2 separate regions of the Homo sapiens genome follow, and region 2 is linked to region 1. Evidence: chromatin loops called from intact Hi-C (ENCODE). Cell type or tissue: Caco-2. All regions are shown on one strand. Each heading gives the region's core, and the rest is flanking DNA. Links, peaks and the distances in the headings are about the cores only. Region 1 has its middle 67 kb from the start of BTG3. Region 2 has its middle 160 kb from the start of LINC03147.

Evidence for each region. Hi-C counts contacts between places; a loop is a spot of excess contacts. Peaks named below come from ENCODE experiments on the same cell type or tissue, not always from the same donor. Only the 100,000 strongest peaks of a DNase experiment are listed, where the experiment ranks them.
Region 2: a loop joins it to region 1, with 6 times the contacts of the local background. A loop is called at or near these places in 2 of 110 quality-filtered maps.

Annotation. Positions count from the first base shown.
Region 1 is chr21:17,675,186-17,685,096 of GRCh38, reverse strand. No RefSeq gene overlaps it. Among named protein-coding and RNA genes, the nearest start is that of BTG3, 67 kb to the right of the region's middle. In Caco-2, for the core only: a CTCF peak has its summit at 5,906 (motif pointing left); no DNase peak of the experiment used is centred there.
Region 2 is chr21:18,036,210-18,046,120 of GRCh38, reverse strand. It overlaps a transcript of CHODL not described here. Among named protein-coding and RNA genes, the nearest start is that of LINC03147, 160 kb to the right of the region's middle. In Caco-2, for the core only: a CTCF peak has its summit at 4,944 (motif pointing left); a DNase peak (open chromatin) is centred at 4,880.

The DNA.
Region 1 (9,911 bases), core at 1,266-9,265:
CCATCAAAATACCACCATCTCTCTTCACAGAATTAGAAAAAACAATTCTAAAATTCATATGGCACCAAAAAAGAGCCCACACAGCCAAAGCAAGACTTAGCAAAAAGAACAAATCTGGAGGCATCACACTACTTGATTTCAAACCCAAACCCAGCAGAAGATAGGAAATAACCAAGATCAGAGCAGAACTCATACCATAAGGCCATAGTCACCAAAACAGCATGGTACTGGTATAAAAATAGGCACATAGACCAATGGAAAAGAAAAGAGAATCCAGAAATAAACCCAATACTTTCAGCCAACTGATCTTCAACAAAGCAAATGAAAACATAAAGTGGGGAAAGGACACCCTTTTCAACAAATGATCCTGGGATAATTGGCTAGACACATGTAGGAGAATGAAACTGGATCCTCATCTCTCACCTTATAAAAAATCAACTCAAGATGGATTAAGGACTTAAACCTAAGACCTGAAACTATAAAAAATTCTAGAAGATAACATTGGAAATGCCCTTCTAGACATTGGCTGAGGCAAGAATTTCATGACCAAGAACCCAAAAGCAAATGGAGCAAAAACAAAGATAAATAGTTGGGACCTAATTAAACTAAAGAGCTTTTGCACAGCAAAAGGAACAGTCAGCAGAGTAAACAGACAGAATGGGAGAAAATCTTCACAATCTACACATCTGACAGAGGATTAATATCCAGAATCTACAATGAACTCAAACAAATCAGTAAGAAAAAAACTAACAATCCCATCAAAAACTGGGCTAAGGATATGAATAGACAATTCTCAAAAGAAGATATACAAATGGCCAACAAACGTATGGAAAAATGCTCGACATTACTAATGATCAGGGAAATGCAAATCAAAACCATAATGCGATACCACCTTACTCTTGCAAGAATGGCCATAATCAAAAAATCAAAACACAGTAGATGTTTGGTATGGGTATGATGAACAGGGAACACTTCTACACTGCTGGTGGGAATGGAAACTAGTGCAGCCACTATGGAAAACAGTGTGGAGATTCCTTAAAGAACTAAAAGTAAACTACCATTTGATCCAGCAATCCCACTACTACCCAGAGGCAAATAAGTCATTATTCAAAAAAGATACTTGACATGCATGTTTATAGCAGCACAATTCACAATTGCAAAATCATGGAACCAATCCAAATGCCCATCAATCAACAAGTGTATAAAGAAACTGTGATATGTATATATACACACACACACACACACACACACACACACACACACACACACACACACATTGGAATACTACACAGGCATAAAAAGGAATGAATTAACAGCATTTGCAGTTACCTGTATGAGATTGGAGACTATTATTCTAAATGAAGTAACACAGGAATGGAAAACCAAACATCATATGTTCTCACTGATGTGTGGGAGTTAAGCTATGAGGACACAAAGGCATAAGAACGATACAATGGACTTTGGGGACTTAGGGGGAAGAGTGAGAGGGGGATGAGGGATAAAAGATTACAAATATGGTGCAGTGTATACTGCCTGGGTGATGGGTGCACCAAAATCTCACGAATCACCACTAAAGAACTTACCCATGTAACCAAATACCACCTGAACCCCAATAACTTATTGGAAAAAAAGAGTTAAAATAAATAAATAAATAAAATCAAAAGTCTAAAAAATAAATAAACCCAGAGTTCTCAGGAAATTCAGGAAGAAATGCTTCAATGGAACAAAGCTAAAATAATATATTTTCTCCAAAGGCTCTCATTTTCAGTAAAATTCTGTATATTGCTGAGTGAAGCAAATCCAGTTATATTGTTCCCAGGAAGAAAGAGGAGAAGGGTGTGAAAGAGATAAAGCATGTATACTTGAAGCCCACACAGAGTCACATTCTCAGATTTTCCATCCTTACCTTAGGGACAAACACTGGCTTCATGTCATGGGGATGGTAACTGAAGCCTTAAAAGAGTACATCACCAGCTCAGGGACAAATGACTAATACATGGCAGGGTGCAGCTTTGAACTCAGCATAGTGAAGGAAATCAAAATATTTTAACGCAAATATATTTAGTTGACATATTTTGAGATGGCTGTTACAGAGCCAGTAAACAGAAGTTGTCCTGCAAAGCTGTCTTTTGTGAGGAAGATTCACCTCTGTAGAGAATCTGCATCGGTGCACCCAGGCCCTTTCTTGTCTGGATCTAGGAAAGATAAACTGAGAGTTTGACACCTTTAAAGGCCTGAAAGAAACATTCATCATCTATTCAGTCTGAGGTCTGCTACATAACAAGACCACCTTTTCTAGCCAGGCCTCCTCTTCTCTCCCTCTTGGAGGGCTGCCAGCTATGAATTTTCACCTACATAACAAGACCAACTTTTCTAGCCAGGCCTCCTCTTCTCTCCCTCTTGGAGGGCTGCCAGCTGTGAATTTTCACCTACATAACAAGACCACCTTTGCTACAGGCCTCCTCTTCTCTCCCTCTTGTAGCCTGTCTTATCACTATAACCTGATTTACCACCGTAACCTTTTATCGGCCATGCTCTGAGCCTCTATCCTTTCTGTACTTCAGGATGGTATATAAGCTTCTGCACCCCATTAGGGACTGGAACTGGCTTTCAATTCCAAATTCCTGTTGCAGTTCAGCTTTGTCCTTGCATGCGCTCTGTGGTTCTCCCCTGTGTGCACATTAATAGATTTTTATGCCTTTTGTGAGTTGATTTTTCACCAGACCTTCAGAGGGTGAAATAGTTTTTCCTTGGCCCCAACAATGGTCAAAATCAAACCCAAGTTTTATACTTTGTCCTTTTCTTTCCTAAATACCACTCCCTGGACTGGTGCTAGCCTGGTTTCTACCAAGACTCACCTGGGAAGTGTCATAAAAATGCCTGTGTCACACACAGGCTCCAGAAAATCCAATTCAGTGTTTGGAGTAAAATCTGGGAAGCTGTGTTGCTTTTTTAAAAAAAAAAAGTAAATCAAAAAATAAAATTCTAAGGCCCCCGCCCCCAACCAACAGAATGGACCCCTCCTCTCAGCCAAGGGCATTTCAAAGTTAACCTGAAAAAACTAGTTCAGGCCACGATGGGAGTGGGGAGCTGGACATGCCTCATTATACCCTCCTCCATTTTGGAATTATTGACAGAACAGACTCTTTAAATCTGATAAGAAACATTTACAATCTATTCTCTGAAGGCTGCTACCAGGAGACTTCATCTGCACGATAAAACCTTGGTTTCTACAACCCCTTATTGTAACCAGACCTTCCTTTCTATTGATAATAACTCTTTCAACAAATTGCCAATCAGAAAATCTTTAAAGCTACATATAACCTGGAAGGTCTCCTGCTTTGAGTTGTCCCACCTTTCTGGACCAAACCAATATACATCTTACATGTATTCATTGATGTCTCATGTCTCCCAAAAATGTATAAAACCAAGCTGTACTCCGACCACCTCGGGTGCGTGTTCTCAAAATCTTCTGAGGGCTGTGTCAGAGGCCATTGGTCACTCATATTTACCTGAGAATACATCTCTTCAAATATTTTACAGAGTTTGCCACTTTTCATTGACAAAAGTCTCCTTGACATTTTCCTACAGCCAGACTTGGGCACCATTGCAGTATATACTCTTTTAAGCCATTTTTTCCCCCAGCAATTAATTAGTTGATTTCATGAAAAACTTAGCTCATCTTTCAAATCAAAGTAGAATGCATGTGTCACTCTTTGAAAATTTGTTCTTTCTACAAATGACGAAATAAGTTTTCAAAATTTTTAAATTTCCAGTGGTCTTTTAGAAATGTCTGTGAGGTGTAATTTATGGGATGTTTCCTTACACTCAGAAAATGAGGGTGCTTTTTGGAGCGAATTTGTCACCCACAATGGTCTTGCTGCAAAACCCTACTGTTTCCTGCAAGATTCAAGCATTTCCTTACTTCTTGATGGCTCAAAATGCCCGGGCTTCTGATGCTCAGGACAGAATCCCCAGCTCATACATTTTTAGATTTACTTCACTTTCAGGATTTACATATTTTAAGCATGAGGCTATGGATGTGTTTCAACCAATTTTCTAAAATACGCTTTTTCCTAAGACAATTTTTGCTTCTTGTTAAGACTCTGAGTGTTGAACATCTCTTGGGACCTGAGGTGGAGATTTTTATAACCTTCTGCTCTCCAGTTATAGGCTATTTGTGTCCCTACGTCCAAGTCTCAAGTTTATTTCTCCTTCTCATTTACTCCTTTACTATGAAGGGGTCCACAGCTAGACTAAAGTGGGGTTTAACGAACTGCAACCCAGGGGCCATTCTAGCCTGACATCTATTTTTGTTAACTAAAGTTTTATTGGAACACAATGACGTCCATTCATTTGCTTGTCTCTGACTGTTTTTACACTACAGTGGCAAAAAGGAGTAGCCAGAAGTAGACAGAGACCAGATGGCCTGCAAAACCAGAAGTATTTATTATCTGGCTCTTTTTTTTTTTTTTTTTGAGACGGAGTCTCGCTCTGTCACCCAGGCTGGAGTGCAGTGGCGCGATCTCGGCTCACTGCAACCTCTGCCTCCCAGGTTCACACCATTCTCCTGCCTCAGCCTCCTGAGTAGCTGGGACTACAGGCGCCTGCCACCACACCAGGCTAATTTTTTTCTATTTTCAGTAGAGATGGGGTTTCACCGTGTTAGCCAGGATGGTCTCGAACTCCTGACCTTGTGATCCTCCCGCCTCGGCCTCCCAAAGTGCTGGGATTACAGGCGTGAGCCACCGCACCCAGTCCTATCTGGCTCTTTAAAGGAAAAGTTGCCAACCCCTGGACTAACGGAACATTCCTAGTGAAAATATTTATAAGTTTTCTTTCAATAGGGAAACATCACATTACTTCTAGCATCACTCTAAACTGCATGTGCTGTGAGGATTTTGCAGTTTGCCAATGTTTCTTTATCTTTTATCGTTATCTTCAGGCCACAACATACAAAGAACCTCATTTTCAGATTGCACTCGTTATTAAAAAGACAATTTAGGGCCTAAAAATTAATGGACAGTCTTGTTTATAAATGCTTTTTTTTTTTTTTTTTTGAGACAGAGTCTTGCTCTGTCGCCCAGGCTGGAGTGCAGTGGTGGGATCTCAGCTCACTGCAGCCTCCACCTCTCAGGTTCAAGCGATTCTCCTGCCTCAGCCTCCTGAGTAGCTGGGATTACAGGTGCCCGCAACCACACCTGGCTAATTTTTGTATTTTAGTAGAGATGGGGTTTCACCATGTTGGCCAGGATGGTCTCAATCTCCTGACCTCGTGATCTGCCCGCCTCGGCCTCCCAAAGTGCTGGGATTACAGACGTGAGCCAAAGTGCCCTGTCAAATGGCATTCTTTAATCTACAATGAATCACCTAGTTACATGTGTAAGGGGAAGCGTCAGGGAGAACTGTCTGAATCTCTATTCATTTGCCTCAATTCTCTGCCATAATTTATTTATCATATTAACCTTAACCTTGTTAACCTTTCTCCTGTCTGCTAAAGTGAACCCCAATTTCACCTATTTGTAGCTTGTTTTGCTATATTGCTGTACACTGCTGATAAAAAAGAAAATAATTTTTTCTTTTAATTTTCCCCAAATTTTCTTGACAATTGGTGATGATACAAAGTATGTATCTAATACAATATTAACCCAGGAAAATATATTTTTAGAGACAAATCTTATTTTTTTCAATGAAAGTAAAAAGCAGTATGCTTTATTTACTAACTAGTAAGACCTTATTACTTTTCTCAAATACCACAAAACTTACTAAAGAAAAGCTTTCTGATTTGATCTTTGAATGATTGCAGAAAAGTAAACTGGCTTGGATCTGACATCACCTTGTCTTTCATTGCACTCTTTGCAGCCAAGTTACTGATATTCAACAGTACCAGTTTGCCCTCTTGTGGTGTATTGCAGTTACTGTTCTTTTCTACCACTAAGAAGTTTTGTATAGACCCGTTTAATTTTATGTAACTCATTGTACAAGACACCACTCTATCTTACATTTCATCTGTGATTAATTCATATAGAACAATAATCAATAATACATGCTGGAACTTTCAGAATGAACTTCTAAAATTACTCTAGACCATAATGAAATATGATTATCGCTGTTTGACACCCATCCTGAATTCCCAAGAACAGTAATAAATCTGCCATCCACCTTTGGTCCATAGGACTACTTTGTAGGACAAAAAGTCTAAAATTATCATATTCTTGCATATCAGATGTTATAAAGAACTTCTACCTATTCTGCTTTCCAACTCGGCGATGTGAATACATACATAAGTGTAAATATTTTTATCAAAGGACACGTGAACATTCTCCTAAGCAGGAGAATAAAAAGTTATTCTATTCAAAAGAATTGTTTCACTTTTGTAAAAGTAAAATCTACACCACAGTTTCTGGTTGCTTCCATTCAAGGAGAGCTTTGGAAACCCATTCTGACTCCTTGACTTTGTGAATTCACTGGTTTAGGGTAAAGTACAAGGCTCATGGATCCCATAGAGCAGTGGTCTCCAATCTTTTTGGCACCAGGGACCAGTTTCATGGAAGACAATTTTTCCATGGACTGGATGCGGGGATGGTTTCAAGATGATGCAAGCACATTACATTTATTGTGCACTTTATTTCTATTATGTTACATTGTAATATATAATGAAATAATTATACAACTCACCATCATGTAGAATCAGTGGGAGCCCTGAGCTTGTTTGCCTGCAACTAGACAGTCCCATCTGGGAGGTGATGGGAGACAGTGACAGATCATCAGGCATTAGATTCTCAAAAACAGCATGCAACCTAGATCCATTGCATGTGCAGTTCACAATAGGGTTTGCAATCTTATGAGAATCTAACGCTGCTGCTGATCTGACAGGAGGCAGAGCTCAGGTGGTAATGCTAACTCGCCCACCGCTCACCTCCTGCTGTGTGAATTGGCTCCTAATAGGCTACAGACAAGTACCAGTCCCTGGCCCAGTAGCTGGGGACACCTGCTGTAGCGTATATTTTGGCACTTGTGAGACCAATTACCTGTAATGTCTCCTCCACATACAGCAGGAATTAATTTCTCTTTTGTTACATATTTTCTCTTTTTTATATTTATACTTTTCCCTCTCTCCATGATACCCACTACGAGTTCAGATTCTGGAGTCCAGACAGCTTGGGCTTTTTTTTTTTTTTTTTTAATATATGCAAGTTCTACCACTTAATTTTTTTTTTTGAGATGGAGTCTCGCCCTGTTGCCTAGGCTGGAGTGCAGTAGTGCGATCTCAGCTCACTGCAAGCTCTGCCTCCCAGGTTCACGCCATTCTCCTGCCTCAGCCTCCTGAGTAGCTGGGACTACAGGCACCTGCCACCATGACCAGCTAATTTTTTTTTTTTTTTGTATTTTTAGTAGAGACAGGGTTTCGCTGTGTTAGCCAGGGTGGTCTTGATCTCCTGACCTCGTGATCCGCCTGCCTCGGCCTCCCAAAATGCTGGGATTACAGGCATGAGCCACCAAGCCCGGCCCACTTACTTTCTTACTGGGGATTTCTTGTGCAAATTGCCTTAATGGACTCACCCTTGATTCCTTGTCTCTGAGGGCGGAGGATTACCCAGGTGCCGAGGCAAGAGACTGAAGGCACAAACTGTTTCAGTATAATAAAGAAAATAGTTAGAATAAGAATAGTCATAATACAAATTAGATATAGAGATGATCATGAACAATTATCAATCATTATTATAAACATTATTAATCATTAGCTTTTAATATTACTCTTTGTTGCATTACTAATATAACCTAGGAATAACCAGTGGGTATAGGGTCAGGTGCTGAAGGGACATTGTGAGAAGTGACCTAGAAGGCAAGAGGTGAGCCTTCTGTCACGCCTGCATAAGGGCCGCTTGAGGGCTCCTTGGTCAAGCGGTAACGCCAGTGTCTGGGAAGGCACCGGTTACTTAGCAGACTGCGAGAGGGAGTCTCCTTTCCTTGGAGGAGTCAGGGAAAACTCTGCTCCAGCAGCTTCTGGTGGGAGGCTGGATATTATCCAGGCCTGCGCGCAGTCATCCGGAGGCCTAAACCCCTCCCTGTGGTGCTGTGCTTCAATGGTCACTCTCCTTGTCCACTTTCATGTTCCTCCCATACTCCTGGTTCCTCTTTGAAGTTCGTAGTAGATAGCGGTAGCAGAAATGGTGACAGTCTTAAAGTCTTTGATCTTTCTTATAAGTGCATAGAAGAAAACACTGACCTATGCTGCCTTCTCTCTGTGTGCTTTGGCTACCTAAGAAGGAAGGGCCACCTGTCCTGTGATCATGTGACTTGCTTCACCTTGTCAATCACTTAGAAGATTCACCCTCCTTACCCTGCCCCCTTGTCTTATATGCAATAAATATCAGTGTGTCCAGCCGTTCAGGGCCACTACCAGTCTATGCGTCTTAATGGTAGTGGTCCCCGGGTCCAGCTCTTTTCTCTTAATCGTTTTGTCTTGTGTCTTTATTTATTACAATCTCTCATCTCTGCACACCAGGAGAACACCCGCCAAGCTCCGTAGGGCTGGACCCTATATTTCTGTAATATGGAAATATTAATAGTGGCAAGCCCACATAGCTGCCACGAGGACTTCATACAATAATGAAGGTAAGGTGCTTAGCATGAGCCTGGGGATAAAGGAAGAGTTTAACAAATGTTACAATCAGTATTACTTTCTGATTTCTGAATATAACACTTTATTTTCGTCATATCTATCTCTCCTTTCCTTTTTTCACTGTCTACTTTTCTAGTGTACTTTTGGTCTGCTTTTATTAATTTTTTGTTTGTGTTCCCCTTTGCTCACTCCATGGCAATGAAAAAGTTAGATTTTAAAGTACGGGTTCTTAGTTCAGGACCCTGCATTCGAATGGATTTATTGCTATTTCTAACACAGAAAACTGCATTGTAGGACTGTTCCCAGATGTAACTGACTATCAGGCTGCTATTTCTCGTGGCCCAATAACGAGATGCAGATGAACTGGGGAGAAAGAGAGTTTTTATTTCTGCAGCCGTTTACAGGGAGAAGGCCTGGAAATTATCACCAGACCAACTCAAAATCACAAAGTTTTCCAGCGCTTATATACCTTGTAAGCTATATGTCTACATGTAAGTGTGCATTCATCTAAAGACACATGTGATTAACTTTTTTTCCTTTTTTTTTTTTTTTTTTTTTGAGGCAGAATCTCACTACTCTGTCACCCAGGCAGGAATGCAGTGGTGAAATCTTGGCTCACTGCAATCTCTGCCTCCCGGGTTCTAAGCGATTCTCCTGGCTCAGCCTCCTGAGTAGCTGGGATTACAGGCACCTGCCACCACACCCAGCTAATTTTTGTATTTTTAGTAGAGATGGGGTTTCACCACGTTGGCCAGGCTGTCTCGAACTCCTGACCTCAGGCAATCCACCTGCCTCAGCCTCCCAAAGTGCTGAGATTACAGGCTTGAGCCACCATGCCTGGCCATGATTAACTTCTTTTAATCTATAACTAAGGTCTGAGTCCTGAGACCTTCCCCTGGAACCTCAATAAATTTACTTGATCTAAATGGGTCCAGGTGCTGGGGTGATTACCCTTATCTTGTCTCCTGCTAAATCATGGAGGTTTGGGGAGTTCCTTCAGAACCCCAATAAGCTTCTTTGTGAAGCCTGGGGAGTTTCTTCAGACTCCCAATAAAACTTGTTTAATCCTAAATGGGTCCCGTTAAGGATTCCTTCGTTATTTTGTTATGCTTTAAGGCTCAGGAAAAGCCTAGGCAAAACTCTTGGTGGGCTTTTGTTACATTCCAGTCTTTGTATAAGGGCACTGGCTTTTAAAACTTAGCCAGTCAGTCAGTACCGAAGCAGGTGTTATGGAAGACTGCATTAGTGAGACCTGGCCTGCCACAGGACCAATACCTGGAAATAG
Region 2 (9,911 bases), core at 1,124-9,123, 360 kb before region 1:
TGACCCCCTTTTATTTCTTTAAAAAATATCAGGTGTATTAGTGTTCTGAGGATGCCACAACAAATTACCACCAGTTGGGTGGTGGCTTAGTTCATTTGTGCTTCTATAACAAGATACCTAAGATGGAATAATTTATAAAGAACAGAAATTTATTTTTCATAGTTCTGGAGATTGGGAAGTTCAAGATGAAAGCACTGGCAGGTTCAGTGTCTGGTGATGGCCTTCTCTCTGCTTCTCAGATGGCACCTTGTTACTGCATCCGCTGGAGGAGACAAATGCTGTGTCCTCACATGGCAGAAGGGAGGGAAAGGCAAAAAATGGGGGCCTAGCTAGTTCCTTCTAGTCAATTGTAAGATTACTAGTTCATTCATAAGTGCTCTTGACCTAATTACCTCCCAAAGGTCACACCTCTTAATACTGATGCATTGGGGATTCAGTTTCAACATGAACTTTGGAGTGTACACAAATATTAAAACCATAGCAGGTGAATTAAAACATCAAAAATGTATTCTCTCACAGTTTTAGAGGACATAAACTTGAAATAAGGTGTCACAGGGCCATGCTTTCTCCAAAGACTCTAAGGCAAAATTCTTCCTTGCCTCTTCCTAGCTTCTGGGAGTTCCAGGTATTCCTTGGCTTATGGCAACTGAACTCCAATCTGTACCTCTGCCTTCATATGGCCTCCTCCTTTGTGTCTGTCTTGTTCTCTTCTATCTGTTGTAAAGACAGTTTTCACCGGATTTAGGGCTCACCTGGTTAATCAAGGATTATCTCATTTTGAGATCCTTAATTACATCTGCAAATGTAATTTTTTCCAAATAAGCTCACATTCACAAGGTCTGGGGCATGTTTATATCTTTTTGGAGGCCATCATTCAACTCACCACACTCAGGGTATTTTATCTTTAGGCTTTGATAATTCTAGCTCCCTCTGTTTGAAACGTTCTCTTTCTAGAACTTTGACTCATTATTCAGGTCCCAGATCAGATATTATACATTGTTCTTAGTCCTTCCTTGATTACACTATTTAAAATGGCCTTTCCTTGTTACTGTTTTTTCCATCACACTGCTTTTTTCTTATCACCGATTCATCTAAATCTGGGAAGTTTGCCCTTTTTATGTACTTGTTATTGTCTGTCTCCCTCACCCACATGCATCTGCATAACGACATAGACCCTGTCTATCTTACTCACTGCTGAGTCCCAGCACCTCGCACAGTGCCCTGCTGGAAATAGCTGCTCAGTACATATTTATTGAATACATAAATTAAGCCCTTACAACTCTGTGAAGTAGGATGAAATTAGCCATCTGAAGAGTAAACTTGGAGTAAATTTAGGCTAGCTTGCAAATCAAATCAAAATTTAATCAAGAGGACCAGGATACAATCTCAAGAAGGCATGACTGAATTATTATTGATATCATAAAAGAGTATATAATCAACTATATTGTAATCGATCTAAAGGAAAAAAAAGGTATTTCTTTTTCCTTCTACCAAAAGAGAGAAGATTATCTGCTTGAAATTCAGAAAATGGCAGTGTGTCTGGAGAATGATATAGAATGCTCTCTTATGGACCACAATGAGTCAGTACTGACTCCAAAATTTGTAGGTTACAGCGCAAAGTGAAAATTCAATGTTGTTAGTTAAAACAGCAGGAAAATGTGCCAGTAAAAGTGTTAAAAAAATAAAGATTTTTCTTTTTTCTGCAGTCTCAACGATGTGGTGTTTTTTATTCACTATTTAATCTCTTCCTAACTGAAGAAAAATTAATATTTTAAATTATTAGCATGAACTTCACTATTTATATTGTTCAATGTTAGTTTTAAATGTAAATACAAGAGCATTTGTATGTGAAATTATTGAAATCACACAATTCACATTTTGTAGCTCATACATGCATATATATTTCATTCTTACCAGCAAAGGAGAAACACAGCACAAAACTAAATCAACTGTTTTTATTTCACTTCTTGATTACGTGCACATTTTACCAATACTTTCTACCTTCAGTTTACTGAAGAATTCAAAAGGACTGAAAGGAAAAGAAACTATAGGTCTGATATGGTTTGGCTGTGTCCCTACCCAAATCTCATCTTGAATTGTAGCTCCCATAATCCCCATGTGTTGTGGCGGGGAGATAACTGAATCATGGAGATGGTTTCCACATACTGTTCTGTGATAGTGAATAAGTCTCACAAGATCTGATGGTTTAATAAGGGGTTTCCCCTTTTGCTTGGCCCTCGTTCTCTTGTCTGCCACCATCCATGGAAGACATGCCTTTCGCCTTCCGCCAAGATTGTAAGGCCTCTCCAGCCCTGTGGAACTGTGGGTCCATTAAACCTCTTTTTCTTTATAAATTACAGTCTCTGGTATGCCTTTATCAGCAGTGTGAAAATGGACTAATACAAGGTTGCTCTCTTTTTCCTCCCATGTCATCATTTTCAGCCTAGGTGGGTAACTAATACAGGAAAGTAGCATGAGTATGAAAGAATAGAAGTGTTTCTCATAGCATCATGTCATCCTTCTGGAACCTAAGCACGTTCTAGTGAGAATGGAAAGAATGGCCACTTGGGCTGTCAGCTCTGTGCTTACTTAGTACAAGTAACACACTTTGAGTCTCTCTGAACTCCCACACATCCTGGGTCTACTGGAATTCTGTGTTCATGGAACATCTTATTGTGTTCGAGATGCTCAATGAAAATAAGGCAGCAAGAAATGACAGATTCACATACTGCATATATATCCTCTATTCATTCACAGGCATGCTCCTTTGTCCCAACAGACTTCACTTACAAACCACAAGTCCAAAGATAATGTTATTAAAAACATCAGGACAACAACAGCAGAGCATTAAACCAAGAGTGGGTTCCTTCTGTGTGTTGGCCCAGTGCGACTGCACAGGTTGCACACCCTTGAGGCTAGCCCTGCAATGAGTTTTCTGGTATTCTAGGCCAATACACCCCTATAGTAGAGATAGACTCATTTAGCAATCATCTTGCTGACCAGGATCATTAAGAGCATACAACCAATTTCCCTTCTCTGTGTCTATGATTCATTAGCAATCTTGCAGTTATAATTTGTCTTCCTAATGTAGACTTTTCTCCAGAACAGCAAATAATAATTCATTCATTCACTCAGAAGTTAAATTTCTCACTGTAGTTCAATATTGTCATTTTGCATAAAGGTATTTTGAATTAGTTAACAAAAAAAAAATGGCCAGAACATGACCATTCTTAAATACAGCCCCAAAATCAAGTTTTCTGGACATACAAAGGTGAAGACTAAGTAATGACCAAAGCTGACACATTGAAAATTCAACAATTTTGCATATTCGTGTCCCAGCAACTATCCCAGATATGTATCTCTATTATTTCACCTTCTGCGCAAGAGAATTTCTCTCTTAAAATATTTTACCTGAAAGTTTATGCACATCAAGTGATGTGAGAAACATAAAATGAAGCACATTTTGAACAAAATGGTTAACTTATTTCTAAACCACTGGATATATAGAATAAAGGAGAGGTCACTAAGCTATGGTTTAGAGCACCTGAACTGTAGTTCCCAGATCTGCTTCACACTGGCTGGGTGACAAGAGCAAGTTTTATAACTCCTCTGTGCTTTAAGTTCCTTATCTACAAAATGAGAATTTTAGAATAAATATTCCCTAAGGCTTCTTTCTGATTTATAATTCTATAATTCTATTGTACCTGGAAAATGAAAACCAAGCATGTCTCTTATTGCCATAGCTCTGAGGTATGAGGATATATTTTATACAATTTGTGGGCCCCAAAATGGGGCCATCTCAATCAGGCTGTAAGAAGGTTTGCAGAAGGGGGTGGGGAGAAGGGGGTCCATTCATCCAAGACCTGACTAGCAAATGTGTATTTAAATCTGTGCTGTGCTCCTGGAAAACAAATTGTCTCCCCTTCTAAAATATTAAAATTAAAAATTTTTAAACAGAAAATATTCCCAGAGTCTTTTCAGTGGAACATTTACATTTTTTTTCAAATTTTAAGTGGGATATTGAAGAGTATACTTTCTAAAAGCCTACAGGACACCGTTCATCAGCTCATGTGATAAGCTGTTTAATGTTTTAGGCAACAATGAGAAGAAGCAAGATTTTTTCACCTCTCCAAATTCTACCTAAAAATTAAAAAAAATATATTCAGCTTCCCATATCATCCTAAATCTGGACTACAAACGCTTTCTCATATAGTTATTGCTAATCTCTAGTGGATCAATTTGAATTTGGCTCCCTTTAGCACATATAAAAGCCATAAAATTTGCCACTAGAGTAGAATTGATCAAGCCCTTCCTAAGACTCACCTGTAATTTATTAATCAAGTCATTTAACTTGTAATATGAGCCTCTATGTACTCATTTTAAAAGAAAAAGAACTGAACTAGACATCTCAGTTATTTTAAATTGAGCCTATTCCATTCAGTCTACTACAAAATTCTAAGACTTATAGTTCTCAGTTAAATTTTCTATCATTTTGGTTTTACTAATTAATGATTTAATCATATATTGTGCTTAGACTTTTTCGATCACAAAATGCATCTGCATGACGTGAATCCTAAATATTATAAAAATCTGTAACCCAATTTTATATATATTTCAGTAGGTAATAAAATGATGTTTAACAAAACATTGTTTCAAAATAAAATGGCTTTCATTTAAAAAAAAATAGCTATTGTTTGTTGAATGTTTTGCTTTAAGTCATTTTTAATTTTAATGCTCAAAATATATTTTGACATGGGCATAGTTATTTTCATCACACAGTTGAGTAAACAGAAGCTTAGAGAGGTTAAGTAACTTACCCAAGTCCCCAAAGCCAATCACGGTCAGTTAAGACTCCAACACTATCTCTCTTTCTCCATAGGCCATCCTTTTGAGTGTGGATAACGCCACCTTGTGTCTGTCTATGACAGGCCAATAACACCGATAACAAATGAACAAAATGACTTTCATAGGTCCAACCAAATCAATGCCAGGATACAAATTTTCAGCTTACAGAAATCATCATATAATTTTTAGTCTTCAGTAAGGACTGTTTCACTTTTCTAAAAAAGGGAGGAAATAATCACAATAAAAGCAAGCTAAAGAGCATTTAAAACTCAAATCATATGACAAGAGTAAATTGTAAAGCTTAATTCTTTTTTTATTTCCTGACTTAAAATGGATCTAAAGCATGTAACTAGGTTCAGAAGCCAATTTATTACCAATACAATCAAGGGAAGAGGAAAAATGAAGAAATAAAGAGAAATCAGTCATGAAATGTTCTCTAATTAAAGTATATCATCTGATTTTTTTACCACCTGCGAGTAGACAAAAGAAAGCTATATTTGAAGTAAAGAGTTCTGTGGATAACACTCAAGATACACTAAAATAAAATGGTCCCAATTAATAAAATGGTATGAAATTTGATTACCTATAACAGTCTTTTTATGGAAAAAATAATAATGCACTGTAGCTTAGAGCAATAGTGTAAAATACACCTGTAAACCATTAAGAAGCTTTTTGTTACAAAACTGAACTGCTGATGCAGCCCTAGTATCAGCAAATATACCATTTTATTGAAGACACTAAGGCCTACAGCAATTCAACAGAAAATTAATTAGCATCAGCTCACCATAAATCTCAACAGTATTAGCTAAAATGCCAATTTTGTAATCACTTTTCATTAAAGCCAAAAATACTAATTAAAATTGATTTTTGCCTGTACTTTGGTGAGCCACTGCCAGTTAATGGCTTTCAGTTGTAATGCAGACCTTTACTTAAATTAATTTTGTATGTCGTCTCCTTCTCTTTTGTAAAGATAATACAGAGTGAAGGGATAAGAGCTGTGGATGCAGGAAAGGGCAGTTCATATGCAGAAAGAATTGTCCACATGTAGTGGACATAAAGTGTTCTGAGTCTTTTACCAAAGTTTGCATGACCATGCTACTTTGTAATCTGTTTTTGAATATTTTATTTCATGAGCAAAGATAAATAGGGCCTTTAACAAATAAATTATAAGACTCAATTATGATAAGAGGTTTGAATAGTTAAATAACATATTTCTTTTGAAAGAATGTTCTGAGTGAAGTTACATTCTTATTTATGTGATGTGATCCATCTGTGAAAAACTATCCTGTGAACTTAGTCCATGTTTGGAGGCTCAGCAAGACCCAATAAGGATTAAAGTCTCAACATGTGTTAAATGAAAACTAATATCTATATAAATGTCAAATTCCTTTTACTGGAGTTAAGCAGAAAAAATAGCAATCCATAAATCTCTTAAAGGGTAATTTGCAAAGGCTTTAATTGTTATTTTAACTTTTATTTAATTTTTTTAAAAAAGGCATGGTGCCAGAGTTGAGGTTTTGGTAGCATCAAGATGAGTTACATAAGGATTAGGGGTTAGGTTTTTCCAATAAGTAATAGAGGATAGGGAGTAATTTATATTCAGGATCTCTAAGGAGCCCCAAATTAGAACCAGAAGCCATATTGTCAAAGCAAGTTCAAGGCTCTAGAGTTCCTTAGATGTCGAATGAAAAGTTGGCCAATATTTCTAGATTTAGAATATAGAAAACAATATAAAAGTGTTCCCAAATAAGAAATTCAGGTCAAATATTCTAAGATCCATTGAAGAGAGGTAGGAATAGGCAAGGAACACATTTCACACATGATGTCTAAGGTTTTTATCCATGATGTCCAAGATTTCATACAAGATTTAGAGAACAGCATGGGATATGACTCTTTGACCTTAAGGCCTTTACTCCCTACCACAATCCCTACCCCTAACTACTAAAGCTACAAACTTAACACTTTCTATTACATTATCATGAACAATCAAAATAGATTTCTTCTTAAAATATTAGAATAGCAAACTTAATGAATATCTAAGAGTTGATAAATAACAGATATATATCTCTCAGATTTATTTGTAATGTGTTAACACAGAGGAGTTAGTACAGACTTGACATTGAGGCAGCATAAATCCTGACCATTAAGAATCCCTCGATTCAGAATTATCACTAAACTAAATAGCTTCCATCCCAAAATGGGATGGAATGAAAATTTCAGTTTGGACCATCAATTCATAAGAAGAAAGACATCTTGCGATCCCCATGGACTTATCTAGGTAAGTCTTTATCTTCTTTTTATCCAAGCATATTTTGTTTACATATCTGGGATCATATTTTAGATTCTTATTTTTAAGTACCATGGATGAAATATTCAAAAATTCTACATGTAAGATGACATTGAAAAGGGACTTACAATTAATGTTTGCCACTAGATTATTTGTCAGGCATTCCCAATATCTAAAATACCCCAAATCTTACATCAAGTCATTTTACTTGATTTTTAATGATACAGAAACTATCCACTCATATCTCATGGTCATTAAGTTTTCTATGCACCTCTACTCTGAAGTATGTGTTTAGTAATTTTCCAAGTGCAAGTAATTTAGTGATTGTTGGCAAGTATTTTTCCCACTTACTTTAAGTGGTCATCAAATATGGGAAGAGCTTCTATCTAAACTTAGTTTCAATAATAAAGCATAAGAAACACTTGTCACTGTCAATGGAAATACAGTGAAAGCAAAAAAATAAAAATTCAGCAAACTATCTCAGAAACGACTTTAACTATCATGACATAGAGTCCAGCTAAAACTATATTTAACTGGATTCCTGAATTCGTGTCAAATTGTGTAAAAAATCATTCATAATCAATGTCTTTCATAATTACCACTTCTCTTGAATTTATAATTTTTGATGATCATTCAAATGCCTGAGGTTAATTTATTGTCTACTTTTGTTTGATTTACATGTGGAATATATCTTCTGAGCCCTTATACATTGGGAATGTCTTTCTATTGCTCAGAAACGTAAAAGACACCTTGGGGAAATGCACAATTTAGCATTTCAAATTTCTTCCCTCAAAATTCTCCATTTTAATGTCATTTCATTATGACATTTAGTACTAAAGAGAAGTCTGAGGCTAGTCTTTTCTAAAAAAATCATTCTTTTGGAAGCAACTTAGTAAACTTTTCACCAAAAGAGAAAGTACCAGATGTTTTTCTGATTAAAAAAAATTGTAAAGCTGTATTTGTAAGGCAGATGATAATCAAATTGCTTAAAACCAGTTATAAAGAGGAAGTCTTAAAAGCACGGAAAAAAACATTATGTGCAGGGAAACAAAGGTAAGAATGCAAACAGTTTTCTTATCAAAAACAATGCAAGACTTGTAGAATTGATTCTGCATAAATGAGAGGAAAATGTTAAATCTGTATGCTGATTTTTTTTAAAGTTTGTATATTCCCCTCTCTTAACACTGGTTATTGCTGCTAAGTGTTCTAATGTTTATGTCAGATACCCTAAAACCATCAAACATTCTACAAGTTCTTTTCCTCTATATGTATTATTTACCCACTTATTCTTTTTATTGGTCTCTCTTTATTCTCTCTGATCTTGGAGAGCTTCTGCAAGTGATCCTCCATCACTGATTTAATTCTTTGATGGTATCAGCTCTACCCTTCACTACACACTTAACACTTCTCATTACTACTTCTATCATTATGTTACCTTTCCATCTCAACCTCTGTCTTCCTAATGACTTTCTGCTTCTATTTCATAGAGGCCAGAACTTCATAGTGCTATAAAAGATGGTAGGAGTCTAATAATTTTTCCTGTTTCCTGCTATGGATAATTTTAAAAGATTGTTCTTACTCTACCATTTTAGGATCTATCCCATCTTCATTTTAGAAGACTTTTGAGAGTTCCTCCATTTACATTGTCTACTCCTACTAACAAAATAAGAATTTTCCACACCTAAAATTTTTTAAAAGTCAGAATATATACATTTCACTTAGCCCAACTTTCTGTTTACTTGGATGCCAATTAAATCTCCTTCCAAGACATAGGATCGCTTGCTGTATAAGTTTTCTAATTATTAGTATCAGAACTAGCAGGATTTAATTCAATGTAGGTCTGTTGGAGTTAAAATATAATTCTTACTCATCCCCATTGTCTGATATTGTGAAAATATGTTATATATGGAAATCTAAAATCTCCAGAAGGTAATGCTACCAGAATTCTTCATACCTTTATTGGGCATACTAACCTTCTAGATATCAGTCTCCTCAAAATTGTTTTGGTTTTCAGGTGTGGTTTTAGATATTAAAATAGGTACAAAATCTGCATGGATAAAATATTATTGGTTAATGATTGAATATGGCAGGGCAATGCTATTCAAGCTGCCATAAATAGTAAAATCTTTACAATAGAAAGAACTCCACCCAGTTTCCTGGCTAATATTAGAGTTCTAATTATTTTATGGGAATTTTACTGAAGTCACTCATATCTGCCCAAATCAAAAAAAAGTTTAATTTTACAAGGAAAAGAAACAATTATAACATCAAGTAACAGAAAAAAATTAGAAAAGCTTTCCAATACTGCCTTAAATTTTTCTTCATGATAATATATATAATAGAACTGTTTTCAATCAAGATGGAAAGAAGACTGATTTCTGATAAAGAGAAAATAAACAAAAGAAGACCTATCGCTGTCCCACTCTAGTGCCTAGGCAGAGTTTCCAGGCCACAGTGCAGGGAAAGGAAGCTCAGGCAGAACCCAGTGGTCTTCCTGAGTTGAACTGAGTTAGGATTCCAAGGAGGCCAAGGTAGCTAGAGTTCACAGGGCAGAGTGCCAGAGCGTACAGTCCTATACACAAAGCAAGCCCCTGAAATATGCAGAGGATACCTCTTGAGCCTTCAGCAGAGTGTTAATCTTTGCATGTGTGTGAGGAAACTACACAAAGCCAAGGATAAAATGCCAAAAGGATTACAGGTAATATTCCCCAGAACTGACACATAACCAGGAATAGTTTGTGTTCCTACTAGCTAGACTGAAAAAAATCTCAGAATTCAC